Linked DNA regions of Homo sapiens: region 1 is linked to region 2. The links are chromatin loops, found by intact Hi-C in ENCODE. Cell type or tissue: endothelial cell of umbilical vein. All regions are shown on one strand. Links, peaks and the distances in the headings refer to the core of each region. The heading gives the core; the rest is flanking DNA. Region 1 overlaps LINC02185 (long intergenic non-protein coding RNA 2185). Region 2 has its middle 14 kb from the start of MRTFB.

Region 1 (15,756 bases), core at 8,362-10,861, 51 kb before region 2:
ATTTAAAGGAAGAGCATTCTAGACACAGGGAAACAGGAAGTAGAAGCCTCTGAGGCGTGCAGCAGGTTGGCTTAATAAATAACAAGAAATGAGTGTGGCTACAACTCAGCAAGGGGGTGAGTCGTAGGCAGGCCAGGTGTAGAGTGCGAATTTTATTTTGAATGCAGAGGAAGCCTTTGGCAGGTGAAAACATGACACTTCAACCTGAACTTATTGATCTACCTCGGGGTAGATCTGTGGCCTCAGTGAAATTTTGGGAGTAACAGACCTGGGATTCTTAGAACTTAGAGCCCCAGGTAAACCTACAGATGGAAAGAAAAGAAATTGGCCAGGCACAGTGGCTCATGCCTATAATCCCAACACTTTGGGAGGCAGGAGAATCTCTTGAGGTCAAGAGTTCAAGACCAGCATGGGCAACATAGCAAGACCCTCTACAAAAATTTTTAAAAATTAGCTGGGCATGAAGTTGCACACCTGTAGTTCCAGCTACTCAGGAGGCCGAGGCAGAAGGATCACTTGAACCCAGGAGTTTGAGGCTGCAGTGAGCTATGATCACACCATTGCATTCCAGCCTGGGCCACAGAATAAGACCCTGTCTCGAAGAAGAAGGGGAAAGAGAAGGTGAAGGAGGAAGAGGAAGAAGAGGAAGAGGGAAGAAGGAAGACAGAAGACAGGAGAAGAAGGAGGAGGAGGAACAAGGAGAAGGAAGAAAAATGATAATAAATTAATATTGGCCTGTTTCTTAAGCCTGGGAGGTTGAGGCTGCAGTGAGCCATGTTCATGCCACTGCACTCCAGCCTGAGTGACAGAGTGAGACTCTGTTTCAAAAAAAAAAAAAAAAAAAAAAAAAAAAAAAAAAAAAAAGGCCGGTCATGGGGGCTCACACCTATAGTCCTAGCACTTTGGGAGGCTGAGGCAGGCAGATTGCCTGAGCTCAGTTCAAGACCACCTTGGGCAACATGGTGAAACCCTGTCTCTACTAAAATACAAAAAATTAGCCAGGCGTGGTAGCATGTGCCTGTAGTCCCAGCTACTCGGGAGGTTGAGGCACGAGAATCACTTGAACACAGGAGGTGGAGGTTGCAGTGAGCTGAGATCTCGTCACTGTACTCTAGCCTGGGAGATAAGAGTAAGACTCTGTCTCCAAAAAAAAAAAAAAAAGAACAGTCACTTCTAACCTCAGAGGCTTTCCTGGGTAGGAGAGGATGAAACTGCAAAATGAATAAACCATATAACAGGTCGCTGCTTGTGGCTCAGCATATTTCTTTCCTTTTGGGGACAATGCCCTTCAGGAAGCCACTGCTTTCCTGTTCTTGGGAATAGGATTTGGCTCAAGCTAGTCAGAAATATTTTTCACTTCCTATCTCCACACCAAAGTGACTGGCTCTGGGATGGGCACAGAACCCAGTCAGAGCCAGTGAAACTCAAGAAGACATCGTCTAGAGCCTTCTGGCAAAAAAAAAAAAAAGAAAGAAAGAAAAAAAAAAGCTTTCTCTCTTTTGCATGGGAGCCATCAGTATAAAGATGCAAAGTTTAGAACCACTGCAGGCATTTGTGACCATGGGGAAGATTCTGGAACTGTTAGGGGCTGTGGGGGAGCATCGCATGGTGCCTGAGGATGAAGCCAACACCACAGAAGGTAGAGCGAGAGATGGAGAACGCTGTGTCCTTGTGAAGCCATTGAGCCCCAGGATCGAGCCTCGCCTGAAGCCAGGCCTATTGCTGGAGGTTTTAGTGGCCTCCACCAGTTAAATGCTCTTTATTATATAAGCCAATGTAAGTGGGGTTTCCTTGCTGCATAAAGAGCCTATATGATAGAAACATTGCAATAGGCACCCAACAACACTGAGGGCCTCCTCTGCACCTTCAGTTTCTAGGAGGAAGTAAGCCTGTTCCAGGACCCAAATAAATGGTCTCGCCTCCCCCTTCTCTATTTCAGTGTTTCCATGCCTCCTGTCACCATAGCACTGTGACTCTCATGGAAAGGCAGAGGAAGCAGAGGAGGAGAGGGTGCCTGTTTCCAGGCTGCGTTGCCACATTGGGGTGGGGGCTGGAGAGACAGAGAGAGAGAGAGGCGGCTCTAAGCCTGACATTTCAGGATAGAGATAACAGGGTAAAAATAAACTCCCAAGCGCCTGTAGCAGCACTCGCTTCTCTGGCTTCACAGTTATCTCTCTCTGCTTCGGGGACAGAAGGGTTCCTTTCGGGTCACCCCTTGGACTGCCCCTTCCCAGCCCCCGGCGGGGGAGGAGGACGCATAGGTCATTGATTTACATCTATCTGTCTACACCTGCTCTTTCACCGCTGGCAAGTCAAGGGATTGATCCCCTCCATCCCGTAGCCCCTCTTTTTATCCTGCAAATCACCTTTCACATCTGATGCTCCAGGAGCTCAGTGAGGTGAGTGAGTCAAGGGCCGGGGTCTCCCCATTTCCCAGTTGGGAAAAGCAGTGGGGCTTGGAAAGATGAAATGATTTTCCCCAAATCACACAGCTTTTTAGTGCTAATGTGTTCTGATCTAAAGCCAGGGCCTTTTCTGCCTTTCCATCTTCAATCAGGAGTAAAAGCAGTTTGATTCCCTCTCTGCAGGGCTTGTGGACAGCCATCCAGGCTGGGTACACACAGCTCCTGGGGGTGGCGTTCACATCACCTGGGACACAAGTATCATTGTGTGTCTCCTGACAACCACACCTCTCTGTCCCCTTTGTCCCCCTTCCCATCACACAGTGTCTGAGTTTTGTATTTGCCAGTGAGCCACCTACTTGCTTACTACAGAAGGGTGGCTGGGACGACACAGTGTCAAGGAACCCAACCCAGCTCTGCCACTGAGGTCCACAGAAGGTCTCTGAGCCTCAGTTTTCTAATCTTTAAAATGGTGATCAAAATAAACCAACGTAGGATTAAATAAACCATTGCATGCCAGGCCCTTGGCCTGTGCCTGATACATGATCATCTAAATGTTGGAGCTTCCTGTGACAATGACAGCTTTTCCTATGCTGGTGTATGGGTATAGCGACTACGTCCCTCACCCATGTCCGCAGTACCTGCCCTTTGAGTTCTTTCTCTCTCAGTGGCCAAGGATTTGCAATGAGCCATTTCATCAGTTAAGACGCTTGTGGTTGCAAGCAACCGAAACACTGATCCTCACTGGATTACATGAAAGGGGAATTTATTGGCTTGGTGGGTAGCTCCAAAGGCGGCCAAGGGTAGAGCCTAGCTTCGGGCACAGCTGGATCCAGGATGGAACCGATACCATCAGGATTGGGTTTCTCGGCTCCATTATCTGCTGTGAGCGCCCTCCTCATAGGGGATACAGGGGTTCTGGCATCTCCCCTTCTTGGGTTCAAAGCCAGTGGGAAAGATCCAGCCCCAGCATTCCCAGAAAAAGCCTCTTTGCATCTCACTACCCATCTAGAACCCATCACCGTACCCAAAGCAACGAAGACAAGCGCGGATGGCCCGAGGTGGGTCCAGTCTGCTCAAACCCAGATCTGAGAGTAGTGAACAATGATCGCCCAGAGCAAAATCAGGTTTGGCCGCCAGAAGCAAAGGTGACTTCAGCAGCCACCCACTCTCCTCAGCCTCGTGTCCCACGGTGAACACTGATGAACTGGCTTCTGTCATCCCAGGGAAGAGACGGGCTTCAAGCAGGCTGCAAAACCAGGCCGGCGGGCTCCGACAACAACTCTCATCCAAAGTTCCCTCGTTGCCATCTGCTGACCAGCTGGACCCACTGACCTCAGACCAGAACCTTCCCCAAGCTTGATCTGCAGCCTGCCACCTGGGGAACCCACTTCGCTGAATAGGAGCTGGAAATCTGGGCTCTTTTTCAGGCCTCTGCCATGAGGCACTGTATCCTTGTTCCAACTCAATTATTACTGATTCATTATTTGTCTTTCCTCTAAAAAGAACCAGCCATAACAAAAAGCCCCTCTCATGGTCTGTAGAAAATAAATACAACCAAAAGCAATACTATGATTAAAAGATAGCTGGTTGCTCTCGCTCGCTGTAAGCCTGAAGACTGGTGCTGTCATGGTTGCTAAAAGGCAAGATTAGGCCAGGCATGGTGGCTCATACCTGTAATCCCAGTACTTTGGGAGGCTGAGATGGGTGGATCACCTGAGGTCAGGAGTTCAAGACCAGCCTGGCCAACATGGTGAAACCCTGTCTCTACTAAAAATACCAAAATTAATTGGCCAAAGTTGGGGGTGCCTGTAATCCCAGCTACTTGGGAGGCTGAGGCAGGAGAATCGCTTGAATCCAGGAGGCGGAGGTTGCAGTGAGCCGAGATGATGCCACTGCACTCCAGCCTGGGTGACAGAGCAAGACTCCGTCCGGGAAAAAAAAAAAAGGCAAGGTTAGCAAGTGTCCGGGAGGTGTTAATGACCTAGGCTAGCACCAACTTGAGACTCGATGAAATTAAAACAACTGAAAACAAATTAGAAAGAGAATAACTTCTACTAGGTGATTCTGCTGCGTTGAATGCTGGAGGGGTACATTTCATGTAAGTTGCCTGCATCATCGACAATTCTCTCACGTACTGGTGAGTCTGCCACTCTAAATGTGTAAATACCGTTTATACTGGTCAACCAGCAACCACAAAGACACTCTTGAAGCTTCCTCTCTCTCCCCTCCTCCCCAAGCCTGCAGGAGAGATGGAAAAGAAGCGGGTAAGAGAACACGAAAGATTTCTTTAAAAATAATTATGGTAATTACGTATGCATTTCCAGGGGGAGATTCTGGGAATTATTCCTAAAAGGCTGGAAAGAATTTCCTCTTTTGATCTCGATTCTGAGCCAGAGAAAATCAAATTAAGAAAGAAAAGCAACAGAGAATTCTCGGTGGGGAGGAAGGAATGGGGTTGGGGCTGTTCGTGAGGTTCTGGGAGAAAGATGGAGAACAGGACTCCGACACCTTTCTCTCTAGATGTTGGTAGACTTAGGAGGAAGAAGTGAGAGAGAGAAAAGATGAGACAGGTGAGGTTGTGTCCTTACATCTTTCTTGCAAGGCTTCACTCCCTCCCCTTGAGGGGCCACAAAGATGGTCCCCCTTGAGCTATTGAGGACGTAGTTTTTTGTAGCTTTTCCCACATCACACGTGGCTGGCCAGGCATCCTCCACAATGGCCCTCCCTTGCAGAGGAGCCCTGTGAATTCCAGCCAACACTCCGAGAGCCGCCACAACAAGATGAGCAAGTGTAGGCGTGTGACGAGTTTTTTGTTTCTTTCTTTTTAATCCTCCCTTTCAGGCACAGGGAGAAATGGTCCTGTCACTTCTCTAAATTTTCTTCCGCGGTTGCTAAGCAGCACGCCTCTGCCCCTTCCACTTCCCTCTGCTCCTGCTTTCTTGTCTCTCTCCACCCTCCACCCCCGCACGCTCACAGTGCTCTTCCCTGCCGTGGTTTGGAAATCAGAGAACAGCCCCCAGGCAGTTTGCTGCTCCCAGAGCCACAGCAGTGCAATGGCAGTTCCCGACAGAGGCGTCTCCCAGCCTGCTCTGCAGAGCATGCACGTAGGTCCTGGCAGGGAAGACCACTGCTTGAGCCCCTCTGCATTCACCAGCAGAGCTGGGGCCGGCCGGCCTGCCTGCCTGCCTGCCTCCCTCCCTCCCTCCCTCCCTCCCTCCCTTCCTTCCTTCCTTCCTCTACACTTCTTTCCTTCTTCCTTCCCTCCCTGCCATGCTACAATAGCCTTTGCCTGGAGACTAGAGGGGGGAAACTCAAAAGTATGCAGGCACCAAACACTGCATTTCATGAGGGAATGAGGCTGGATGTGAGACGATAGGGAATGGTGAGGACTGTTCCCTAAGTACCTGCCTAAGGAGGCCTTGCACTAGCTCCAGCCAACTGGTGTTTCAAGGGAACCTGGGCAACTTCCAGATTTTTAAAAATCTCAATGCAGGACAAGCAAAAACCCATCTGTGGGCCTCCAGTCTGTGGAGGAGAGCCAAGCAGGGTCCATAATGCGGGTTTGTGAGACAGTTGCATTTGAGGGTTCGTTGGGTGGTTTTGGCAGCAGAATGGAGGACTGGTGGGAGGCAGGCAGGGACTGTGGACAGCAAGCCATGAGCCCCAGGAGCTCCTTGGAGAAGCCAGAAGGCTTGGTGGCAGCCCCGGACCTTGATTTCTGTAGGACCTTCATCCAGTGGATGGGAGAATGGCTAGCTGGACCGCAGACAAGTAACCGGGGTGGAGGGAATGGACTGTCACTTTTCCCTTGGTTCCCAAAGCCGCCCATCCTGTTCCATGATGCCAGGCCCTAGGCCAGAAGGACCACAGGTTAATCAGGGTCAGGCACTGAACAGATGGGGCCTCAAGGGATCCCAGAGGTCCACGGGTGAAGCTAGAATGATGTATCGCTTTTCAGCTAAGTTGCAACCGCAGGGAGTCACGGTGGGGTTACTGTGGGTCGGGTGGAAGTGGCGTAAAGAAGGCCTGTGCTCTGACCTCCTTTGGGGACATTCAGGGGCACCATGATCAGGCTCTCCCCCACTGGCCAGGATGGCCAGGACACAGCCCACGGGGCCCCATGGGGCTCTGTCTCCCTGCTCCCTTTCCCATTGGCCACAAAGACTTTGGATGACATTGAGACCTGAGCCAGACACAGGGACTGCAACCTTCCCAAAACAAACCAGCCAAGTCCCAGAGGGAGTGAAGGAATGGCCGAGTGCTGAGCTCTGTGCTGCAACTGACATTTGGAAGAGGAAGCTTCAGGGCCCAAAGCTCAGAGAATGCACTTCCTGGGTTCTGTTCAGTCACTGGAATTACCTCCATGACAGCTTTCTCCAGAAGCTCCTCTGGGCAGTCAGCATTTCCATCTACCCTGGTCAGCATAGAACCAGCTCCCATCTGTCCACCTGGATCTCAGTCTCAGTTTCTGAGGCCCGGTTCTCCCCCAGGGGCTGGGCTGCAATCAGCAGGGACTAAATCTCACTGCCAAGGGCCTGGGCCAAGGCATCCAACTCTCTGTGCTCCAGGAAGGGCTGAAGGAGCCTGCATGACTGGAGGTGGGAAGGCTACATCCAGATCCTCACACACCATCATCCCATTCCTTGGCCCCTGGGGGCTGGCACTGCCCTGTGAGCCTCCAGGAACTGATGAACAACAGCTGAGAACACAAAAACGATCCATGGAGAATGACAGAGCCAGCTTATTTCTACATTTCTTTGTTTTTTAAAGTAATGAAGGGAGCTCTCTTCAGAAGCCTTTGGTTCCCTTGGCTTTTCAAAGTAGTAAGGAAGGGAGGAAGGAAGTTGAGGCTCTTAAAGTCAGTTCTACTCAGGGAGTACTGATTGATGGCCGATCACACACCGTGCAAAGGAATGTAGGGTCCAGTACAACCTGCATCACCCAGAAAGATTCAGCAGAGAGTGAGAGCCTCGTCCTCAGCAGGCAGGGGAAGCCAGGCACCTTGCAAGGGCTTCTGCATTCCATCATCACTAGTTTCAAGGAGCAGGTGGTATGATTCCCATTTAGCAGATGGGAAAGTAAAGCCCAGAGGTATTTAGTAATTGTTGAGAGGCCATGCTGGTAATGAGGGCAGAGCGGGGACTCAAACCAGGGCTGTCTGGATGGTTGCAAAGGCCGTACTATTTTCTGCAGAACACCAACTATGGGAAAGCATGTTCCGGAGATGGTCCCAGAGATTGCTGGATTCAATACAGGAAATGTTTTATTGAGTGTGGGGAACCTGAAAGGGACCAGCTTTTCCAGTCCAGGGCCCCCTTAGGCCAGTCCCCCAATTCATCCATCAAATACACATGTCCAGTTTCTGCAGCATTGGAAAATGCCTGGGAAATTATTTCACAAAGAATTTCAAGCAAACAGAAAAGGTATGTGGGATAATATCATGTTCCACTGCCAAGCTTAAGAATGAATGTTACGGCTGGGTGTGGTGGCTCATGCCTGTAATCCCAGCACTTTGAGAGGCTGAGGCGGGTGGGTCACTTGAGATCAGGAGTTGGAGACCATCCTGGCCAACATGGTGAAACCGCATCTCTGCTAAAAATACAAAAATTAGCCGGGTGTGGTGGCTCACACCTGTAATCCCAGCACTTTAGGAGGCTGAAGCGGGTGGATCACCTGAGATCAAGAGTTCGAGACCAGCCTGACCAACATGATGAAAACTTGTCTCTACTAAATACAGAAAAATTAGCTGGGCGTGGTGGCGCATGCCTATAATCCCAGCTACTTGGGAGGCTGAGGCAGGAGAACCACTTGAAGCCGGGAGGCGGAGGTTGCAGCGAGCCGAGATTGTGTCATTGCACTCCAGCCTGGGCAACAAGAGCAAAACTCGTCTCAAAAGAAAAAAAAAAATACAAAAATTAGCTGGTTGTGGTAGCACGCGCCTGTAATCATGGCTACTCCGGAGGCTGAGGCATAAGAATCGCTTGACCAGAGGCAGAGGTTGCAGTGAGCTGAGATCACGCCACTGCACTCCAGCCTGGGCAGCAGAGTGAGACTCTGTCTCAAAAAAAAAAAAAGAAACGTTAGAATTATAGTTGAAGCAGCCTGTGTCTCTCTCATGCACTAACCATTTGTGCCCTTATAATCCACATGCATGTCTTTCTGCGTTCGCTGCCCTTGTATGTGTTCTAAACAATAGTATTGTTTGCATGTTTCAATATTTTCATATAAATGATATGTTGTATGTATCCATATGCAACTTTTTTTTTTTTAAAGAGCTTTATTAGCTGGGTGTGGTGGCTCATGCCTGTAATTCCAGCAATTTGGAAGGCCAAGGCAAGAGGATTACTTGAGCCAAGGAGTTCAAGACCAGCCTGGGCAACATAGCAAGACCTCATCTCTACAAAAAATAAACAAAATTAGCTGGGTATGGTGGCAAATGCCTATAGTCTCAGCTACTTGGGAGGCTGAGGTGGGGGGATTGCTTGAGCTCAAGAGTTCAAGGCTGCAGTGAGCTATGATCGCACCACTGCACTCCGGCCTGGGCAACAGAGTGAGACCCTGTCTATTAAAATAAAGAAACAAAGAAAAGAAAACCAGCTTTATTGAGATGTAATTCGTACACCGTACAAGTCACCAATTTAAAATGTACAAGTCAATGGCTTTCAGTAAATTCAGAGTTGTACTGCCATCACTACAATCAATTTCAGAACACTTTCGTTACCCCAAAAAGAAACACGGCCACCTTCTCAGCCATCACCCACCAGTCTCCCCATCCTCTCTTGGCAACTCCTAATTTCCTTTCTGTCTCTATAGAAAGGAAGTGTTCCTATTCTAGACGTTCCATATATGGAATTCCACAGATGGAATGCCATTTATAATGGAATCATGGACCTTTGAATCTGACTTCCTTCACTTAACATCATGCTTTTAAGTTCCCCCATGTTGCGGCAGGGATCAGTTCTTCATTATTGACAAAGAATGTTTCATCATATGTATAAAGCACATTTTATTTATTCACTCATCAGTTTACCATTTGGGTGATTTCCACTTTTGGCTATTATGAATAATACGGCTATGAACATTCATGTACAAGTTTTTGTGTGGACATATGTTTTCATTTCTCTTCTATATACCTACGAGGGAAGTTGCTGAGTCATATGGTAACTCTAAGTTTTTGAGAAACTGCCAAACAGTTTTTCAAAGCTCTGTGCTACTTTACATTCCCACCAGCAATGTGTGATGATGGTTCGAATTTCACTACCTCCTTGCCAACAGTTATTACGATCTGTCTTTTTTATTATAGCCACCCTAGTGGGTGTGAAGTGGTATCTCATCATCTCATCATGGTTTTGATTTGCTTTTCCCTGATGGCAAATGATGTTGAGCATCTTTTCAAGTGTTTATCGGCCATTTATTTATCTTCTTTGGAGAAACGTCTATTCAGATCCTTTGCCTGTTTTTAATGGGGTTATTTGTCTTTTTATTATTGAGTGGTAATCATTCTTTATAGATTCTAGGCACAAGTCTCTTATCAGATATACAATTTGTGAAAATTTTCTCTCATTCTGTGGGTTGTCTTCACTTTTTTGACGTCTTTGAAGCACAAAAGTTTTCCATTTTAAAGTCCAATTTAGCTGGGCATGGCGGTACATGTTTGTAGTCCCAGCAACTCAGGAGGCTGAGGTAGGAGGATCACTTGAGCCTAGGATTTCAAGTCCAGCCTGGGCAACATAACAAGACCCCATCTCTTAAAAAAATAAAGTCCAATTTTTCTATTTTTTCTTTTGTTGCTTATGCTTTGGGTATCATATCTTAGAATCCATTGACTAATCCAAGGTCATGAAGATTTCCTCCTATGTTTTCTTCTAAGAGTTTTATAGTTTTAATGCTTGCATTTAGGTCTTTGATCCATTTTGAATTAGTTTTTGTTTATGGTGTGAGTTAAGGGTCTCACTTCATTCTTTTGAATGTAGCTACTCCGTTGTCCTACCACCATATTTAAAACAGAATTGTGTTGGCTGCCTCGTAGAAAATCAATTGATCAGAAATGTGAAGGTTTATTTCTGGACTGTCAAGCCTAGTCAAGTGATCTATATGTCTGTCCTTATGTCAATTTCATAGTATCTGATTACTATAGCTTTGTACTAAGTTTTAGTACTCAGGAAGTATGAACCCTCCAACTTTGTTCTTTTTGAAGGTTAACTGCTCTGATTCTCTTGAATTTCCATATGAATTTTAGGATTGGTTTGTTAACTTCTGCAAAAAAGTTAGCTGGTATTTTGAAAGGATGGCATTGAATCTGTAGATCAATTTGAGAAGTTTTGCTATCTTAATATTAAACTTTTCCATCTATAAACATGGGATGTCTTTCCATTTATTTAGGTCTTCTTTAGTTTCTTTCAACAATGTTATATAGTTTTGCAATGTAAAAAGCCTCATACTTCTTTGGTTAAATGTATTCCTAAGTATTTCATTCTTTTTTAAAATTTTATGTATTTATTTATTTTCATTTAGAGACAGGGTCTCTCTCTCTGACACCCAGGCTGGAGTACAGTGGCCAGATCATAGCTCACTGCAGCCTCAATCTCCTGAGTTCAAGTGATCCTCCCACCTCAACCTCCTGAGTAACTAGGACTGCAGGCATGGCCACTACACCTGGCTAATTTTTTAAAATTTTTGGTAGAGATAGAGTCTTGCCGTGTTGCTCAGGTGGTCTCAAACTCCTGGGCTTGAGTGATCCTCCTTCCTCAGCCTCCCATAGTGCTGGGATTAACTGGCATGAGCCACCATGCCTGGCCTTATTTTTTATCCTTTTTGATGCTCTTGTGAATGAATTTTTCTTAATTTCGTTCTAAATTTTCTTCTTTTCAACATATAGAAGAACTACAGCTGGTTTTTGCATATTGATCTTGTATCCTGCAACCATACTAAACTTGTTTAGTCATTCAAATAGTTTTTGGTAGCTTCTTCATAATCTTCTATGTACAAGGTTATGACAACTGTCAAACAGAGACAGTTTTATTTCTTCCTTTCCAATCTGGATACCTCTTCTTTTCTCTTGCCTACTTGTTCTGCCTAGAATTTTCCAGAACAATGTTGAATAGCAGTGGCAGTAGTAGACATCCTTTTCTTGTTTCTGATTTTAGAGGGAAAGCTTTCAGTCTTTCACGATTAAGTGTGATGTTAGCTCTGGGTTTTTCATAGATGCCCTTTATCTGGTTGAGGAAGTTCCCTCCTATTCCTAGGATACTGAGTGTTTTTATTGTGAAGCATATGTTTTGCTCTTCTCCCCCCAACAACGTGAGTTTTATCCACGTGTCACTGTGGTTTGCAATGTCGACTTTCACTAAAGATGTTGTAGGGCAGATAAAGGAGAAGGTTAAATCACATATCACCCCTCTTCTCTAATTACATCTTCTTTATCTCTCTCAAGCTACCTAGCATTTGCCCCTGCCACGACTCCCCCTTCCACCCCTGCCCCAGGCAAACTCTCTCCTCTTTCATCCACTTGCTCACCAGAGGGCTTTTAGCAAAACAGAAACCCTCTTCCTTTTTCATCCATCTGGAGATAAATAAAGGAGAGTGGGAGTTCCAAAGAAGAATCCCTTCACTCTGCTTGGTGGGGAGAAGGTAGAACAGCAAATCTTCCTGAAGGAGGGTGTGTTTGAGCTTAGATTAGAAGCTGGGTAGGATGCTGCCAGGGAAGGAAGAAATAGCTTGAGCAAAGACATCTCAGGTTGTGCCCTGATGAAAGGGAATTTAGCCCCCAACAAGGTCCAGGCAGTTTAGCCTCAACAGTTCTTACAAGGATCTTCTATTCATATGATAATTACATGGAGTGGATCTCAGTAGACTTGCTATGATATGATTTATTTTCTTTTTTGAGACAGGATCTTGCTCTGTCACCCAGGCTGGGGTGCAATGGCAGGATCATGGCTCACTGCAGCCTCAACTTCAAGCAATCCCCCTGCCTCAGCTTCCCGAGTAGCTGGGGCCACAGGCTCAGGCTACCATAATTTTTTAATTTTTTGTAGAGATGGGGATTTGCCATGTTGCCCAGGCTGGTCTTGAACTCGTGGACTCAAGTGATCCTCCCACTTCAGCTTCCCACAGTGCTGGGATTACAGGTGCGTGCCACCATGCCTGGCTATTTTTATACAGATGAGGTCTCCCTATGTTGCCTAGGCTGGTCTCGAACTCCTGGGCTCAGGCAATCCTCCTGCCTCAGCCTCCCAAAATGCTGGGATTATAGGCATGAGCCACCATGCCTGGCCTTCATTTCTGACCTCTAGAGTTGCCTTGTCCAATATGGTAGGCATTAGCCACATGTGGCCATTCAAGTGTAAATTAAGTAAAATTAAATAGCATTAAACATTTACTTCCTATTTGCACTAGATACATCTCAATAGCCACATGTAGTTAGTGGTTACCGTATTGGATAGCACAGCTATAGAACATTTCTGTTACCACAGAAAGATCTATTGGACAGTGTATTCTAGTATTGGAGGGAAGAAAGCTGTAATGAAGATGACTGAGGGGTCTGAGCCAGACAGGTGGGCCCCAGGCATAAGGTGAAGATGGCCTGGCCTGGGCGTTAGTAGGCTGGGTGCCAGTTCTGGCTCTGCCACCCCTGTTCCTGTCACTTTTGGACAAATCTCTTCCCTTTTCTGGTTTTCCCATTGTTGAGAAAATGAAATTGTTGGGCGATGTCATCCCAGGAGCCCAGGCAATGATTGACAGATTCTGTGGTTGTTTAGCCAGAAAGGGATGTATTCAGCTGTTTCTTCCAGATGTAGAGAAAAGAGCCTTGGACTCAGGAAGAAAGCAGCTGGTTCTGGTGCTACCCAGCTGAGCCATCATGGGCAAGTCACTTCACCTCTCTGAACCCCATTTCCACATCTGTGAAAGTGGGTGAGAGGGTTTTGGGAGGATGAATTGAGAGGAGTTAAAGGAAAGCACTCTGAGAAAAGAAGAGGGATAACATGATGTGGCCAGGTCAGCTCAAGTGGGAAAGTTAGCATAAACAAAGCTAAATGGGTTTATTTGCTACAGGATTTCTCAGAACCCTTAATATGCTAATGTGCACTGTGAATCCCTAAGTATTTCCTAAATTAATAAGAGCACAGAATTCCTTTTAAAATAAAATTATTATTGCCAGGTGTGGTGGCTCACGCCTGTAATCCCAGCACTTTGGGAGGCTGAGGCGGGCAGATCACTTGAGGTCAGCCTGGCCAACATGGTGAAACCCCGTCTCTACTAAAAATACAAAAATTAGCTGGGCGTGGTGGTGGGCGCCTGTAATCCCAACTACTGGGGAGGCTGAAGCAGAAGAATCACTTGAACCCAGAAGGTGGAGGTTGCAGTGAGCCAAGATCATGCCACTGGACTCCAGCCTAAGCAACAGAGTGAGACTCCGTCTCACAAATAATAATAATAATTCTTGCAAGGAATGCTCACAGGCATTCGTTATTGTTACAGGGAACCCACTTGGGAATTGCCCTTGGACAGGGATAGAGCACTTTCCTTGGCCACAGCTTGGACTAATGGCTGTCACCCAGCATTGCCCCTGAAAAATGTCTGGTCTTAGGAAGAATTGGAAAGATCTGGGTTAGATGACATCATGGAGATGGCTTAGAGTGCAGGCAGCCTCCAGAGGAAAGTGGGAGGGAAAAGTGAAAATCTGGAGAAGGTGAGGGTGGCAGCGAGAACGTACTGTTTACTCAACGCAGGTGCAAACTACAGGGCAGGCAACGACCTTGACATTTTCTTTTTCTTTTTTTTCTTTTTTTTTTTTTGAGACAGAGTCTCGGGCAGGCAACAACCTTGACATTTTCTTTTTCTTTCTTTCTTTTTTTTTTTTTTTTTGAGACAGAGTCTCGCTCTGTCACCCAGGCTGGAGTGCAGTGGTGGAATCTCAGCTCACTGCAACCTCTGCCTCCCGGGTTCAAGCGATTCTCCTGCCTCAGCCTCCCAAGTAGCTGGGACTACAGGCACCTGCCACCACGCCTGGCTAATTTTTTGTATTTTTAGTAGAGATGGGGTTTCTCCGTGTTAGCCAGGATGGTCTCGATCTCCTGACCTCGAGATCTGCCCACCTTGGCCTCCCAAAGTGCTGGGATAACAGGCGTGAGCCACCGCGCCCGGCTGACCTTGACATTTTCATAGGCATCATTTCCCATCCTCAGGACAACTCTGAGAAGCAGATGGTGTCATACCCATTTCCCAGATGAGAAAATGGAAGCTCAGGGGGTTAAGCAATGTATGAACGTTTAACATGCAGTAAATGGTAGAACTGGGATTTGAACTCAGGGCTGCCTGAGTCCAAAGCCCATACTCTAACCCCTCTGCCTCAGGGTGCCTAAAATGTCATGGCCCTGGAGCTTTCAGCCTGTAGGGGATGAGAAGGCAAACCGCCTGTGGTTTGTAAATCTAATATTATCATCTGACTTTTTCCTGATATCTTAGTGAGGTCTTTTCAATGGAATAAGCTTAATACGTTATCCTCCCCCAGTCTTCCCAGTTTCCCATCAAATAAAGATGATTCAAGAGGCCCCAAATGCAGAGCTAAAATCAGCCTTTCATCCTTGCCACCTCCCACCTCTCACTCCTCTGGGAATTGCTAGGATTTAGGAGGCCAGTATTGAACTTGAGATTTCAAGAACTGTTTTTGAGTGGCTTACAGCTATGTCCTGAGCGCTCTGAGTGAAGGCAGAGGTGCTGGTTAGCAAGGTGGGAGGCAGAGATACCGAGCTCCCAGGCAGGGATGAGGGGCACAGCATGGAGCAGTGACTTCTGAGAGTGTTGTGTGTCTTCATGGATTGTGCAATCTCTATCCGGAAATTGATCAATTGCAATCAAAAGCAGTGGCACCAATTTATAATCTTTTAGAATCTAACTTCTTAAGGGTATTGAATCTTTACCTCTAAGGCAATCAGGTCCAGATGGCAAAGGGAAACCCTCTTGTCACCAGCTCTTGGGCATTTAAAAACAGCATGGCAGGTTGCGGCCTTGCAAGGAAAGAAGAGGGGAAAACATTGTAAATACTGTGTACCCTGACTGTGTTGGCTGCACTTGAAAACAGGCATCTTCATTTGCAGTTAATTAGATTAACTCAGCTGCGATTACGAATGGAATTCCTTGCTCCAGCAACAGCGAACGTTTGTTGAACATGTGTTGTAATCTTGCCTTTAAATACAACCACATGTATGACATATTTTGTTTTCTCTTGGCCATTGGACTGGAAAACTATTAATACAACATCTGCTTTGCTTTCTGATTGAATCAGGGGCAAAGAGCAGGTCTCTGTAGTGTCCTTCAGATTATGCCTGGGATATCAAGTTACAGCTGCTAA
Region 2 (15,756 bases), core at 7,310-9,809:
CTTGAGACGGAGTGTCACTCTTGTTGCCAGGCTGGAGTGCAATGGCACGATCTCGGCTCACTGCAAGCTCTACCTCCCCAGTTCAAGTGATTCTCCTGCCTCAGCCTCCCGAGTAGGTGGTACTACAGGCATGTATCACCAGGCCTGGCTAATTTTTGTGTTTTTAGTAGAGACGGGGTTTCACCATATTGGCCAGGCTGGTCTCAAACTCCTGACCTCAGGTGATCCATCCGCCTCGGCCTTCCAAAGTGCTGGGATTACAGGCGTGAGCCACCACGCCTGGCCAGGAATTAAAGATCATGATATTGGCAACTGATTCTCAAGTGCTTTTTAAAAAAGTGTGTGTACATGTTGTATGCATATGTATATACACATAGACTTATAGATATGCATATACCCAGAAAGACAGACAGACAGACACACACACACACACACACAGAAATGTGGCAAAAATGTAAACAGAGGTAGAATCTAGATAAAGTGTATATAAGAGATTATTTTACAGTTCTTGCAACTTTTTCTGTAGTCTTGAATTTTTGTAAAATAGAAATTAAAAGCAAGCAAGCAAACAAATAAAAACGCTCCTAAATTTACCTCTAACATGACCAAAGTCTCAATTTTTTTCCTCTTTTTTGATACAAGGTCTCACTCTGTCACCTGGGCTGGAGTGCAGTGGTGTGATCATAGCTCACCACAGCCTTGACCTCCCAGGCTTCAGCAATTCTCCCATCTCCCTTGATGCATGCCTGTAATCCTACTACTCCACAGGCTGAGGCAGGAGGATCTCCTGAGCCCAGGAGTTTGAGTCCAGCTTAAACAGCATAGCAAGAACTCCATCTCTAAAAATTAAATTTAAAAGGATTGAAAGCAAACAGAAAGCAGAATGACTTTCTCACTGTGATTCAGTGTTTTCAGGCAAGGGTCAGTCCAGCCAGAGGCTGCTGCTAGCTCAGCAGTCAGGTCCTCCTCTTCAGTCCAATAAAATAACTAGTTTTCAGACTCGGTTTTCTCAGCTACAAAATGGAGATAACACAGCGTACTCCAGGTGCAGAATGGGGGCGGGTCTCCCTGCTCTTGGAGGTCTCGATAATACTGTCTTGACTCGCCACCTCCACCCACATTCCAGACCCAGGGAAATTCCAATGCCCTTGCAAAGATGTCATCGAATTCCTGGCACCTTACACTCTCACTGTCACCTAGGGCTCTACTTCCTCCTGTCTCGGCCGACTTATTGTTCTCCCTCTGATTCTTATGGCGATTTATTTGTCTTTACCATCACAGGAATTCAATCCTGTGCTGTGATTTCCAACACACACACAAAGACAAAGACACACACAAACACACCTGGACACACACAAACTCACAAACAGAGGCACACAGAGACAAAGACACACTGAAGCAGACAGACACAACAGTACACACAGACTCAGAGACAGAAACATTCACAGAGACAGACACAGACACACAAAGACACACACAGACACAGTCATACAGACACGTACCCATAGACATACAGACACACACGGACACACTCATATAGACACACACCATAGACGTACAGACACATACACACATAGACATTCACAGACACACAGACACATGCATACATACCTATAGGCATACAAACACACAGACACACTCATACAAATACACACAGAGAGACATACAGATGCACTCATACACACCCATGGACATACCAACACAGAAGCACTCATACAAATACACACATACACACATACAGACACAATCAAAGACATAGATACACTCATACAAATATACACCCATGGACTTAAAGACACACACAGACAGTACACTCATACAAATACACACACACACACGCATATGCACTCATACAGAACACACATTCACACACATAGATATACAAACACACTCGTATAGACACACATTCACAGACACACACACAAATACACTCATACAGAACACACATTCACAGACACACCAGGTCTGCCTATGTGGCAGACTTCACAAGGTTCAGGGGCTCTGGAAGGAGTGTTCAACGCACACTTATGAGTATTGGGTATCTTTCTTCAGAATCCCCCAAACATCCTTCCTTTCCAATCTTCTTTTATCTTGCCTCCCAAATATTCTTCTCCACCTTTTTTCTGATCAGAACAATTCATTTCTTTTCAACTCTCTGATTTTGAGCTCTCCCTGGACTTCCCTTTACATGCCTTCCCTCTCGTGAATGTGCTCTGCTGAGACCCAGACCTTCCAATCTGGTCTCTTCCTCTCACATCAAGTTTTGCAAGGGGAAAAGACCAGCAGAGAGACTGATTTCCCCATCCATGTGAAGCGCGCCACCCACCCTTACACAAGCTTAAAATGCAAAGTGGTCATACTTTGTTTTGTTATGACCATTTAGAGAGGGTTTTGCATGGGGGGGTGCTGATGTTTCCTTTGTTCTTTACGTGGTAGGATTGTTGGGAGGATTACATGAAATGAGGGAGGAGGAGTCATGGTGGCAGTGGTGGTATAGACAAGGATTGAGGATTCTATTCTTTTTTAAAAACAATTTTTATTGTTACATAATAATTGTACATATTTATGGGGTACATGTGGCATTTTGATGTGTAGAATGTGTAATGATCACATCGGGGTATTTAAAATATCCATTACCTTGAACACTTATCATTTATCTGTGCTGGGAACATTTCAAATCTTCTCTTCTAGCTATTTTGAAATATACAGGCCGGGCACAGTGGCTCACGCGTGTAATACCAGCACTTTTGGGAGGCCGAGGCAAGCGGATCACTTGAGGTCAGGAGTTTGAGACCAACCTGACCAACATGGTGAAACCCGTCTCTACTAAAAATACAAAAAATTAGCCAGGAACGGTGGCTTATGCCTGTAATCCCAGCTATTCGGCAGTATGAGGCAGGAGAATCTCTTGAAACTGGGAGGCAGAGGTTGCAGTGAGCCGAGATGGTGCCATTGCACTATAGCCTGGGCAACAAGAGCAAAACTCCATCTCAAAAAAAAAAAAAAAAGAAAGAAAGAAATATACAATAAATTGTTGTTAACCACAGTTATCCTGCTGTACTATCAAACACTTGAATTCATTCTTTCTATCTAACTTTATGTTTGTACCCATTAGCCAACCTGTCCTCATCCCCACTCCAACACTTCTGGAAACCACCATTCTACCCTCTGCCTCCATGACAGCACTTTTTTAGCTTCCACATGTAAGAACATATGATATTTGTTTTTCTGTTCCTCGCTTATTTCATTTAACATAATGGCCTCAAGTTCCATCCATGTTGCTGCAAATGCCAGGATTTCATTCTTGTTTATGGCTGACTGACATACAATGGTGTTCCATTGTATATATACATTTTTTTTTAGAGATGGGGTCTCACTACATTGCCCAGGCTGGTCTCAAACTCCTGGCCTCAAGTGATCCTCCCACGTCGACCTCCCAAAGCATTGGAATAATAGGCACAAACCACTGTGCCCAGCCCTCTGTGTGTGTGTATGTGTGTGTGTGTATAAATGGATATATGTAATATCCATTTATATCATGTATATGTACACATTTACATTTTCTTTATCCATTCATTTGTTAGACAGTTAGGTGGAATCCATATCTTGGCTATTGTGAATAGCACTGCAATAAACATTGATGTAGCCGAGGCAACATAGTGAGACCTTGACTCTACAAAAAAAATATTTTTTTAAAAAATTAGGCTGGGCACAGTGGCTCACATCTGTAATCCCAGCACTTTGGGAGGCCAAGGCGGGCATATCATGAGGTCAGGAGTTCGAGACCAGTCTGGCCAACATGGTGAAACCCTGTCTCTACTAAAAATACAAAAATTAGCCGGGCGTGGTGGCGGGCACCTGTAATCCCAGCTACTCAGGAGGCTGAGGCAGCAGAATCACTTGAAAGCGGGAGGCAGAGTTGCAGTGAGCCAAGACTGCACCACTGCACTCCAGCCTGAGTGACAGAGCAGGACTCCATCTCAAAAAAAAAAAAAAAAAATAGTTAGGTGTGGTGGAGGGCATCTGTGGTCCTAGCTACTCAAGAGGCTGAGGCAGGAGGAGCCCAGGAGTTCAAGGTTGCAGTGAGCTATGATTGTGCCACTGCATCCAGCCTGGGAGCCAGAGTGAGGCTGCCTCTAAAATAAATCAATACACACACAAGCAAACATGGGGATGCAGATATTTCTTTGATATATGGATTTCCTTTCCTTTGGATAAATACCCACTAGTGAGATTGTGAGGTCGTGTGCTAGTTCGTTTTCAGTCATTTGAGAAACCTCCTTACTGTTTGACGAGTCTATTCTAAATCAACTTATGGCCTAGTGTTCATGGTGATCTGTGCCACTGCCCTCAAACACACCAAGCTCTTTCCTGACTCAGGGCTTTGCGCGTGCTGTTCCCTCTGCTGGGGTTCTCCTTTTCCCATTCTTGACATATTTAGATCCTTTTCATTTTTTCTTTTTTAATTTTATTTTATTATTATTTTTAAGATGGAGTCTCGCTGTGTCACCCAGGCTGGAGTGCAGTGGTGCAATCTCAGCTCACTGCAACCTCTGCCTCCTGGGTTCAAGCAATTCTCCTGCCCCAGCCTCCCAAGTAGCTGGGATTACAGGCACCTGCCACCACGTCTGGCTAATTTTTGTAATTATAGTAGAGATGGAGTTTTACCATATTGGCCAGGCTGGTCTCCAATTCCTGACCTCAAGTGATCCACCGTCCTCAGCCTTCCAAAGTGCTAGGATTACAGGCATGAGCCACCATGACCGGCCCTTTTCATTCTTTAGCTCTCAGCTTCTATGTCATCACTTCAGGAATTCCTTTCCTGGCCTCCTTATTGATTTCCTTCATGGCATTTGTTACAGCTCACAATGATTTGATTTTATTTTTTGTACTTTGTTTTGGTCTATTTTCTCCCGCTAGCTAGTAAGCTCTCTGAGGACAGGAACCATGTCTGTAGGTTCACCTTTATATCCTCAGAGTCCATCATAGTACTTAATAAGCATTTATTATTGAACGAAGCTCCCCCTTAAAGTTCTCCCCCAAGGAATGGAAGCTCTGAAGGGCCTTACTTCTTATACCAGTTTTAGAACAGAGGGTTTCCAGATTCACATTGCTGCTAGAAAACCCTATCAGCAGTAAACAGGTAAACTGAGCACCTCATTAAAAAGCAAAAAACCTTTTGATCTCAAAATAATTTCAGACTTAAGGAAAAGTTGCAAAAGCAACAGCACATTCCCAAAGACCCTCCACCCAGCTTCTCCTAATATTAGCATGTTTTATAACTATAGAACAATGCAAAATGAACTGAGAAGTTAACATGGAGGCCAGGTGTGGTGGCTCATGTCTATAATCCCAGCACTTTGGGAGGCTGAGGCGGGTGGATCACCTGAGGTCAGGAGTTTGACACCAGCCTGACCAACATGGAGAAACCCCGTCTCTACTAAAAATACAAAATTAGCTGGGCATGGTGGCACATGCCTGTAATCCCAGCTACTAGGGAGGCTGAGGCAGGAGAATCACTTGAACCCGGGAAGCGGAGGTTTCCGTGAGCCGAGATTGCGCCACTGCACTCCAGCCTGGGCAACAAGAGTGAAACTCCGTCTCAAAAGAAGAAGAAGAAGAAGTAGTTAACGTGGGTACAATATTACTAACTAATCTATCGACTGTATTCAGATTTCACCAGGTTTTCCCTCTAATGACCTGTTTCTGTCCAGGAACCCACATTACATTTAGCCATCAGTTCTCCTTAGTCTCTTCCAGCCTCTGACAATTCTTCAGCCTTTTCCTTGTCTTTTATGACTTTGACACTTTTGAAAAATACTGGAGGGACATTTTGTAGATGTCCCTCCATTTGGGTTTGTCTGATGTTTTCTCATGATTAGACGGAGGTTATGGGTTTGGGAGAAGAATAATAGAGGTGAAATGCCATTCTCTTTGAATCATGTCTATCATATCAACATATCAACATGACTTATTACTAGGGATGTTAACTTCAACCACTTGATTAATGTGGTGTCTGCTGGGTTTCCTCACTATAAAGTTACCATTTTTCTTTTTGTCATTAATTAATCTCTCGGGGGAGATACTTCACGACTATCTTGTTTCTCCTCAAATGTTTGCTCACTTAAACTTTAGCAAGCATCCATGGATCTTACCTGCAGAAATTTCTACTGTGGTGTTCTAATGGTGATTTTTTTTATTTCCCTCATTGCTTCTACATTTATTAATTGTTTTGTTTGTTTTGTTTTTGAGACAGAGTCTCACTCTGTCACCCAGGCTAGAGTGCAGTGGCACAATCTCGGCTCACTGCAACCTCTGCCTCCTGGATTCAAGTAACTCTCATGCTTCAGCTTCCCAACAAGCTGGGATTACAGGTGTGCACCACCATGCCCTGGTAATTTTTGTATTTTCAGTAGAGACAGGGTTTCGTCATGTTCGCCAGGCTGGTCTTGAACTCCTGACCTCAAGGGATCCCCCCACCTCGGCTTTCCAAAATTTTGGGATTACAGCCATGAGCCACCATGCCCGGCCTATTAATTGTAATTCTTCTTAAGAAAATACTTCCCTCCTTCTTTCCTCCTTTCCTTCCTTCCTCCTTTTCTTGCTTACTCCTTTTCTTCCTTTCTTATTATTATGGACTCATGGGTATTTATTCTATGACTTATAATCCAATATTACCATTAGTTTGTTGCTCAAATTTTTCCATCTCTGGCCATGAGGAGCTCTACATCCTTCCAATAAACCCCAATTATTTTTTGAGCAATTCCCTATTTTCTGGCATCACAAGGTATTCTACAGGCATTTTGTATTTTCTCCGCTCCAGTTCTGGAAGTAACCACCTCTCCAAGGAGCCCTGGTCTCTCTTTTTTTGGAGAATGGTATTTAGAAACCAAGATCTGAGTGGTAGGTGTGCTCACTGCTAGTGGAGAATCCTTGCTGCTGGAGTCTCTCAGTGTTCAGAGCTTGAGAATATATTATGTATACCAATCCATGCATGCATGGATATATCTATCTATCTATGTATCTATCTGTCTATCTATCTATCCATCCATCTGTCCACCTATACCTATCTCTACATATTAAGAAACCTTTAGTTCATACCAATACTACTGATTTCAATTCATCATCACAGCACTCAGTCTAACATCCCTCTTTCCCCTGTTTGTAACTTTGTTTTTTAATTGAAAGACTGATGCTTAAATCCTGGTAAGCTGTAAAAATATGCTCCCTTCTCACCCTTCCTCTCATCTTTTCTCCTGTGGAAATGGTTGACATAAGGATGCAACACTGAATGCTAGATATTGCAGACAGAGGCTACAGGAAAGAGAGCTGAGCTGACATCACGGTCCTTCCTACTGCAAAAAGCACTAATTACACATTTTATACTTTATCGGCAGTGGGGGTGCAAGAGGGTCGGCCTGGGCTCTGGAATGTAAGCTCACTGTTCCAGCCAAAAAATGAGTCAGTTGAGATGGGAATGCAAATTTATTTGAGCAGTTGTGTGTCAACATATTTCCGGAAAAAAAAAATTGTGTGTGTGCCTGTTTTCTGCTCCAGCCTTCTGGAAAATACTGTCACCCGATGGCCCTCTTACTTTGGCAACAATTCTTGTTCCTGGGGGCACCTTACCTCTTGTCTTTTAACCATCTCATTGATTTCTGTCCCCTTCATCTTCCAACACACATGTTGTTCCCTTTCCTTTTCTTCTGACTTCCCATCTTTATTTTCCTTTTCACAGACCCTGTGAATTTTCACCTCCAAGCAGATCCTAGTGGAAACCTTTCATGGCTGGGTCATCAGAATCTTTTCAATACAAAAAGCCAAGCTTACATTTCCCTTTATTTTGTTGTCTGGGACTTGGTTTTTTCCTTAAGTTCCCTGTTCTTGTAATACTTTGGGTGTGGAGGAATTTTCTGTTTTTCCGTCCTTTCATAACAGTTCAGAGTTGTTCACTATGAAACCCCGAGGAATGCTTCGCTGAAAACCCAAATTTTGCCTACCACACTCTGGATATGCTAAAGATAACTAAGGCAAGGCAAGATTGGCTCACTCTGATGGCAAATGAAGTGCTTGTTATTCAAAACTAAAGAGTCCAACTCTGAGCTCCTCCTGGGAGGAAAGAAAATAAGTGTGTTCCAGGTATTATTCCTTTTAGTGTTATCAACAATTCCAGAGGCCCACGGGCCTGTTTGGGATCCTGCCATTCCCAGAGCCAGGGGTGGGGGCCACCTTCACAGTGACCTGAGCTGACCAGAAATAAACCCAGAATACCCCGGAGCAGGGAGATGTCAAGTCAGTGGGAGGGAGAGCCTACGGAGAGCCCGTATTTTCTTAGCTGTATCCAGGAAGCCTGGATGGAATGGGCTTGGCAGGCACCAACTTCCTGGGGAGCCAACTGGGCAGCTTCCCGGGGGTGCCAGGAGTGCAAAATCACCACTGGGGCACTGAACCATCATAAGACAATGAAGAACTCATTTCGCGAATTCCAAGAACACTATCCGTTCTCGGAAGGAATCTTTAGCAAAGTCACTTAGGGTTGGCGGGAAGGGAGGGAGGATGTGGTGAGTAATCATAAGAATAACTACAAGTAGCTACAAGGGCATGCTCCATAGCTTTAATAATAAAAAGAAGGCAACAATAATAGAAATAATGAAGGCAGCTGGAATTTAGTCCAATTCTTCCTCATGAGCCGGGCAATGTACCCAAGTTTGTTGTACACATCAATCTCATTGAATTCTCACAACGACTGTGTGAGGTAGGTACTGTCTCAGATGTGTCATTTCACATCTGGGAAACAGGTCAAGAAGAATGAAATATGGTGCTTGTAGCTGCAAAACTACAAAGTGGCAAAGACTGGATCAGAACTCTCAACTTGCTTTCTTAAGTATTCTTCTGTGTGGTCTTACTGGAAGGGCTTTTCTTTAAACTAAAACATATTTATTTATTTATTTTTTATTTGTATTTGTTTTTTTTTTTTTTTTTTTTTTTTGAGACGGAGTCTCGCTCTGTCGCCCAGGCTGGAGTGCAGTGGTGAGATTTCAGCTCACTGCAACCTCTGCCTCCTGGATTCAAGAGATTCTCGTGCCTTAGCCTCCCGAGTAGCTGGGATTATGGGTGCGTGCCACCACGCCCAGCTAATTTTTTCTATTTGTAGTAGAGACAGGGTTTTGCCATGTTGGCCAGGCTGGTCTCGAACTCCTGGCCTCAAGTGATCCGCCTGCCTCGGCCTCCCAAAGTGCTGGGATTACAGGCATGAGCCACCGCCCCCGGCCCAAAGTAATACATATTTAATCCTTTGTATAACTCATTATTGACATAATATTTTTTCCTTTTATTTTTATTTGCCACATAATAATTGTTCATATTTATGGGATACAGATATTTTGATACATACAGACAATGCTCAAATCAGTGTAATGATCAAATCAGGGTATTAACATATCTAGCACTTCAAACATTTATCATTTCTTTGTGTTGTAAATATTCAAAATCCTCTCTTCTAGCTTTTTGAAAATATACAATAAAATATGTTAATTATAGTCACCATACAGTACTACAGAAGCCTAGAACTTACTGCTCTCATCTAGCTGTAATTTTGCTAATCCGTTAATCAACCTCTCCCTGCCCCCTCTCCCCGCTACCTGGAAGGGTCTGCCTTGTAAGCTATAGGCTTTGGTTTTGCTGAGCTGAGTATTCAGGTGGTCATGGCTGATATTTTAGTATAAGTGTTAGGATGCTAGTCAGATGACCCAAGGACAGGACGACAAGCTCTGCCCTCCACACAGATGCAATCTAATGACAGAGGCATCCAGTCGGCAGGTGCAAGGCCATTTGCAGGGCCACACTGTGGAAGATGGTGACAGCACATCAAACTGAGTGTCCAAGGATTATGCCTGCAAACCATGAGTGTTCCAGTGTTTAGAGGCAAGGTTGTGAGAAAGGAGGAAAATCATGCTGGACAGAAAGACAGGCGTGAGCCAAAACACAGAGGAAATGGCACAGCATGTGCCTAGAAAGAGAAGCTTGGAGTTGGCTAGAAGATAGGGTCCAAGGTGAAGGGGAAGACAAGAGCTAAAGCTGGAGAGATAAGCAGGGGCCTTGTGCAAACCAGTGGGGCCTCGGACTTTAAATATGGAAGGACCTGGGTCTGAATTCCAATTTAGCCATGTGCTCGCTGTATGATCATGGGCTACATTTCAGAACCCTTCTCAACTTCAATATTCATATCTGGAAAACAGAGAGACATGTAATTTTTTTTTTTTTTTTTTTTTTTTTTTGAGACGGAGTCTCACTCTGTCACCCAGGCTGAAGTGCAGTGGCGCAATCTCAGCTCACTGCAATCTCTGCCTCCTGAGTTCAAGCAGTTCTCATGCCTCGGCTTCCAGAGTAGCTGGGATTACAGGAGCCCGCCACCATGCCCAGCTAATTTTTGTACTTTTAGTAGAGACAGGATTTCACCATGTTGGCCAGGCTGGTCTCGAACTTCTGACCTCAAGTGATCTGCCCGCCTCGGCCTCCCAAAGTGCTGAAATCACAGGTGTGAGCCACTATGCCCGACTGAGACACATAATTTTATGATATATACGTTAGGCTGAGAGCCTATGCACCCAGTCTTGGGTCACACAGTTGATGAATGGATTCGCCAGGAAACACATCTATTTTTATTACAGGTCAAGCTTTATAGTTCATAAAGCTCTCATATATTCTCACTTCATTTCGCAGGTTTCAGGTCTCTTACCCTGTTTGAATTTTCATTTTTCTCTCTCGGCACCAGTCTTCTCCAATCTACGTAGCCCTCAAGGGTAGGGACCACATCCTATTGTTCATCACGAGTGGTCCATGGTAATGCAGGGGTCTCAGGCTTGGCAGTGCAACAGAATCACTGGGAAGCTCCAGAAATCTGCAGAGATCTGGGCCTCATCCAAGGTGTGTTGAACCAGAATCTTTAGAACTGCTGCCTGAGCTTTTTCTCTTATCCAGGTGGGGTTTGGAAACACAGCAGAAATATGTTCAAGGGAATCAGTGAGCAAGTGACCATCCTAGATATATCAGGCGGGATAGGCTAGTGCATGCTATGACAGCCATCAACCAGGAGCTGCTTAAAACAACCAAAGTTTGGCCGGGCGCGGTGGCTCACGCCTGTAATCCCAGCACTTTGGGAGGCCAAGGTGGGCAGATCAGGAGGTCAGGAGATCGAGACCATCCTGGCTAACACAGTGAAACCCTGTCTCTACTAAAAATACAAAAACTTAGCCAGGTGTGGTGGTGGGAGCCTGTAGTCCCAGCTACTCAGGAGGCTGAAGCAGGAGAATGGCGTGAACCTGGGAGGCAGAGCTTGCAGTGAGCCAAGATGGCGCCACTGCACTCCAGCCTGGGCGACAGCGCAAGACTCCGTCTCAAAAAAAAAACAAAAAAAAACACCAAAGTTTGTGTTTTGCTCATTTTGTGCCCACAATGGGTTGGCTGAGGGCTCTTCTCAACAGAGCCAGCGCCATCCTGGGCATTGCTATTTGCCCTGCCAGAGACACAGAGCTCTGGCCCAGAAGAGATACTTACTCTCTCCATTCACACTCCTTGGCCAGAGCTAGTCAGAACACCTCACCCAAGTGGAAAAGGAAGTGGAGCCCTGCATGTGCCCAGAAGCTGGGGAGCCTGAAGTCAGTCATTGGTGAACAGCACAGATAACTACCAGGTTCTATGAAGCTGGCATCACTAACTTCATTTCACAGTGAGACTTAAGAAGCTTGTTCAAGGCCAGACAGCAAATATGGAGCAGGATTTGAGGTCTTTTTTTTTTTTCGGTCTGGCTCAAGGTCATCTTTTTTTTTTTTTTTTTTTTTGGTAACAAAGCTGGATAGTGCAGGGCACTCAATCTAGTGGTTAAAAGCCTGGAATCTGTACTGCCTCCAGACCCTCAGCTCTACCACTTACCAGATGTGTGAGCTAGGCAAGTAATGGAACCACTTTACACCCATCAAAGAGAGAGTCAAAGGAGGGGGAGGGCCAAGGAAGGATGTATTTTCTGGAATGAAGTGTTTGGAACCAGGTAGGACTTGCCTGAGTAGGACTGGTAAGGTGGGGAGGGAATAGATTTTAAAATTGCACAGAATTTAAGGTGGTTCCTGACATAGCCAGGGAAGAGGCATGCTTATTCCCCAGAAATTGCTCCCTTCCTCCCTGTACCAGTGTAAATATTTGGGCTTCAAAGAACAAAGAAGCCAACTGGAGTTGGTCTGACCACATGCATTAGCTCAGGGAAGAGAGTGGCCAGGGCTTTGTGGGTCTGGGGTCAGTCCAGCAGCTTGGTGATGTCATCAAGGACCCAGATTTTGTTTTGTTTTGTTTTGTTTTGTTTTGTTTTTTGAGATAGGGTCTTGCTCTGTCACCCAGGCTGGAGTGCAGTGGCACAATCACAGCTCACTGCAGCCTCAACCTTCCAGACTCAAGCGATCTTCCTGCCTCAGCCTCCTGAGTAGCTGAGACTCCAGGCACCTGCCACCACTCCTGGCTAATTTTTATATTTTTATTTTTTGTAGAGATGAGGGTCTCGCTATGTTGCCTAGGCTGGCTTTGAACTCCAGGCTTCAAGTGATCCCTGTGCTTTAGCTTCCAAAGTACTGAGATTACAGGCGTGAGCCACCCACCCAGCCTCCAGGATCTTTTGGCATCTGTGCCATGCATGCCCTATGTTAAGGCTCATTCCCATCACAGCTGTTGGGAAAGCCATTGGTGGCAACAGAGGTTCCAGGTAAGCAGGGGGAGTGGGCTGGCTTCCTGGGTTCTCCCTTACAGCAGAGAAAGTTTGCCTCCCCACTACCCCCGGTGAGCCCCTGTCCAAGTCTCACAGGCTCTGATTGGTTTTGGCCTGTAAGGGGTCGACGTCCTTGGATGGAAACGCGAGCTGGTTTAAGCAGAATTGGGAATGCAATAGAGGATGTTAGGTATCCCACAGAATCACTGGGAGGGCCAGAGAAAAGAACTTGAGGCTAAGCTTCTAGGAAAAATGCCCCAAACCACACTGCAGGCCTGGCTGGATGAACTAAACTCCACCCTGCTCCTGCGCCATGAAACATCAGTGCCAGGAGCCTGCCCTCACTTTAGCCGCTGCTGCCGTCAGCACGGGGCCCACTATGCCACTGGGAGCTCGACCCTGCAACCACTACCCCCAAAGCCAGCCACTTCTGCCACTGACACTTCAACATTCTCATGGGGTGCCTCCAGGTGACAGGGCCGACATCATACGGCTTGTCTTAGTTGCAAGGAAGGCAGGAGATCTGCATCTTGATATCTTCTCCGGGGTGCCCGGACTTACAATGTGGGATTTCCTCAAAGACAGATAGGTTACAGATACAACGCTGTCTCCTACATCCTGCCCATCCTTGATCCAGCACTGGGTGCGGCAGAGGTGGCAGGATTGAGCTTAGATTGACCAACAGGAACGATGAGTATCTGAGGACCAACGACGTTGCTCACAACACCCTTCTGCTTCTGGTTTGATTTCTTTCTCTCCACTGCCTCCATGTGCTCGGGGTGCACATGTGTCTCAAGATGTCATTAATTTTTTAAAATCACATGTATTATTATATATTATGCCCAAATCACATAATCTATTGTTTTTTAAATTATAGTTTCAGGGGCACATGTGCAGATTGGTTCTATAAATTGCATGTCGACAGGGTTTGGTGTATGTATTATGTCGTCACCCAGGTAATCAGCATGGTATCCAATAGGTAGTTTTTTGATCCTCACTCTCCTCCCCGACTCAACCCTCAAATAAACCCAAGTGTCTATTGTTCCCTTCTTTGTGTCCACATCTGCTCAATGTTTAGCTCCCACTTATAAGTTAGAACATGTGATGTTTGGTTTTCTGTTCCTGCATGAGTTCACTTAGGACAATGGCATCCAGCTCCATCCACCATTCCTGTTGGTCAATCTGAGCTCAGTCCTACCACCTCTGCCGCACCCAGTGCTAGGTCAAGGATGGGCAGGATGTAGCAAACAGCTGTCGTACCTGTAGCCTATCTGTATTGAGATGTCCATGCTGCAAAGGACATGATCTCATTCTTTTTCATGGCTGCATAGTATTCCATGGTGTATAGGTACCACATTTTCTGTATCCAGTATACTGTTGATGTGCATTTAGGTTGATTCTGTGTCTTTGCTATTGTAAACAGTGCTGCAATGAACATACACATGCATGTGTTTTTATGGCAGAATGCTTTATATTCCTTTGGATACATACCCAATAATGGGATTGCTGGGTCCAATGGTAGTTCTGTTTTAAGTTCATTGAGAAATTGTCAAACTGTTTTCCACAGTGGCTGAACTAACTTATATTATCACCAGCAGTGAATAAGCATTCCCTTTTCTCCACAGCCTCGTCAGCATCTGTTATTTTTTGACTTTTTAATAATAGCCATTCTGACTGGTGTGAGATGGTATCTCACTGTGGTTTTGATTCGCATTTTTCTGATGATTAGTGAGGTTGAGCATTTTTTCGTATGCTTGTTGGCTGTATACATGTCGTCTTTTGAAAAGTGTCTGTTCATGTCCATTGCCCACTTTTTAATGGAGTTGTTTTTTGCTTGTTAGTTTAAGTTCCTTATAGATTTTGGAATTAGATCTTTGTAAGATGCTTAGTTTGCAAATATTTTCTCCCATTGTGTGGTTTGTCTGTTTACTCTGTTGATAGTTTCTTATGCTGTGCAGAAGTTCTTTAGTTTAATTAGGTCCCATTTGTTGATTTTTATTGCAATTGTTTTTGGCATCTTCATCATAAAATCTTTGCCAGGGCCTATGTCTAGAATGGTATTTCCTAGGTTTTCTTCAAAAGTTTTTATAGTGAGGTTTTATATTTAAGTCTTTAATCCATCGAGTTGATTTTTGTACATGGTGTAAGGAAGGGGTCCAGTTTCAATCTTCTGCATATGGCTAGCCAGTTATCATGGCACCATTTATTGAAAAGGGAATCCTTTCCCCATTGCTTGTTTTGGTCAACTTTGTCAGAGATCAGATTGTTGTAGATGTGCAACTTTATTTCTGGGGGCTCTATTCTATTCTGTTGGTATATGTATCTATTTTTGTACCAGAACCACGCTGTTTTGGTTACTGTGGCCTTGTAGTATGGTTTGAAGTCAGTAATGTGATGCCTTTGGCTTTGTTCTTTTTGCTTAGGATTGCTTTGGCTATTTGGGTTCTTTTTTGGTTCCGTGTGAATTTTAGAATAGTTTTTTCTAAGTGTGTGCAGAATGTCATTGGTAGTTTGATAGGAATAGCATTGATTCTGTAGGTTGCTTTGGGTAGTATGGCCATTTTAACAATATTGATTCTTCCTGTCCATGAGCGTGGAATGTTTTTCCATTTGTTTGTGTCATCTCTCTTTTCTTTCAGCAGTGTTTTGTAATTCTCATTGCAGAGTTCTTTCCCCTCCCTGGGTAGCCGTATTCTTAGGTATTTTACTCTTTGTGTGGCTATTGCAAATGTGATTGCATTTTTGATTTGGCACTCAGCTTGGATGCTATTGGTGTATGGAAATGCTACTGATTTTTCTACATTGATTTTGTATCCAGAAACTGTGCTGGAGCTGTTAATCAGATCTAGGAGATTTGGGGCTGAGACTAAGGTTTTCTAGGTATAAAATCTCATATTATCTTACAAACAGGGATAGTCTGACTTCCTCTTTTCCTATTTGGATGCTTTTAATTTCTTTCTCTTGCCTGATTGCTTGGCCAGGACTTCCAGTACTATGCTGAATAG

The links. Hi-C counts contacts between places; a loop is a spot of excess contacts. Peaks named below come from ENCODE experiments on the same cell type or tissue, not always from the same donor. Only the 100,000 strongest peaks of a DNase experiment are listed, where the experiment ranks them.
Region 1: a loop joins it to region 2, with 2.8 times the contacts of the local background. A loop is called at or near these places in 6 of 110 quality-filtered maps.

The regions. Positions count from the first base shown.
Region 1 is chr16:13,998,047-14,013,802 of GRCh38, forward strand. LINC02185 (long intergenic non-protein coding RNA 2185) reads right to left here. Exons shown (of 3, transcript NR_110909.1): 2 at 15,326-15,412; 3 at 11,230-11,751. It also overlaps a transcript of MRTFB not described here. Among named protein-coding and RNA genes, the nearest start is that of LINC02185, 10 kb to the right of the region's middle. In endothelial cell of umbilical vein, for the core only: no CTCF peak of the experiment used is centred there; a DNase peak (open chromatin) is centred at 9,565.
Region 2 is chr16:14,049,748-14,065,503 of GRCh38, forward strand. It overlaps a transcript of MRTFB not described here. Among named protein-coding and RNA genes, the nearest start is that of MRTFB, 14 kb to the right of the region's middle. RefSeq lists an enhancer at 919-1,531. In endothelial cell of umbilical vein, for the core only: no CTCF peak of the experiment used is centred there; DNase peaks (open chromatin) are centred at 7,464 and 8,364; H3K27ac peaks cover 2,025 bases.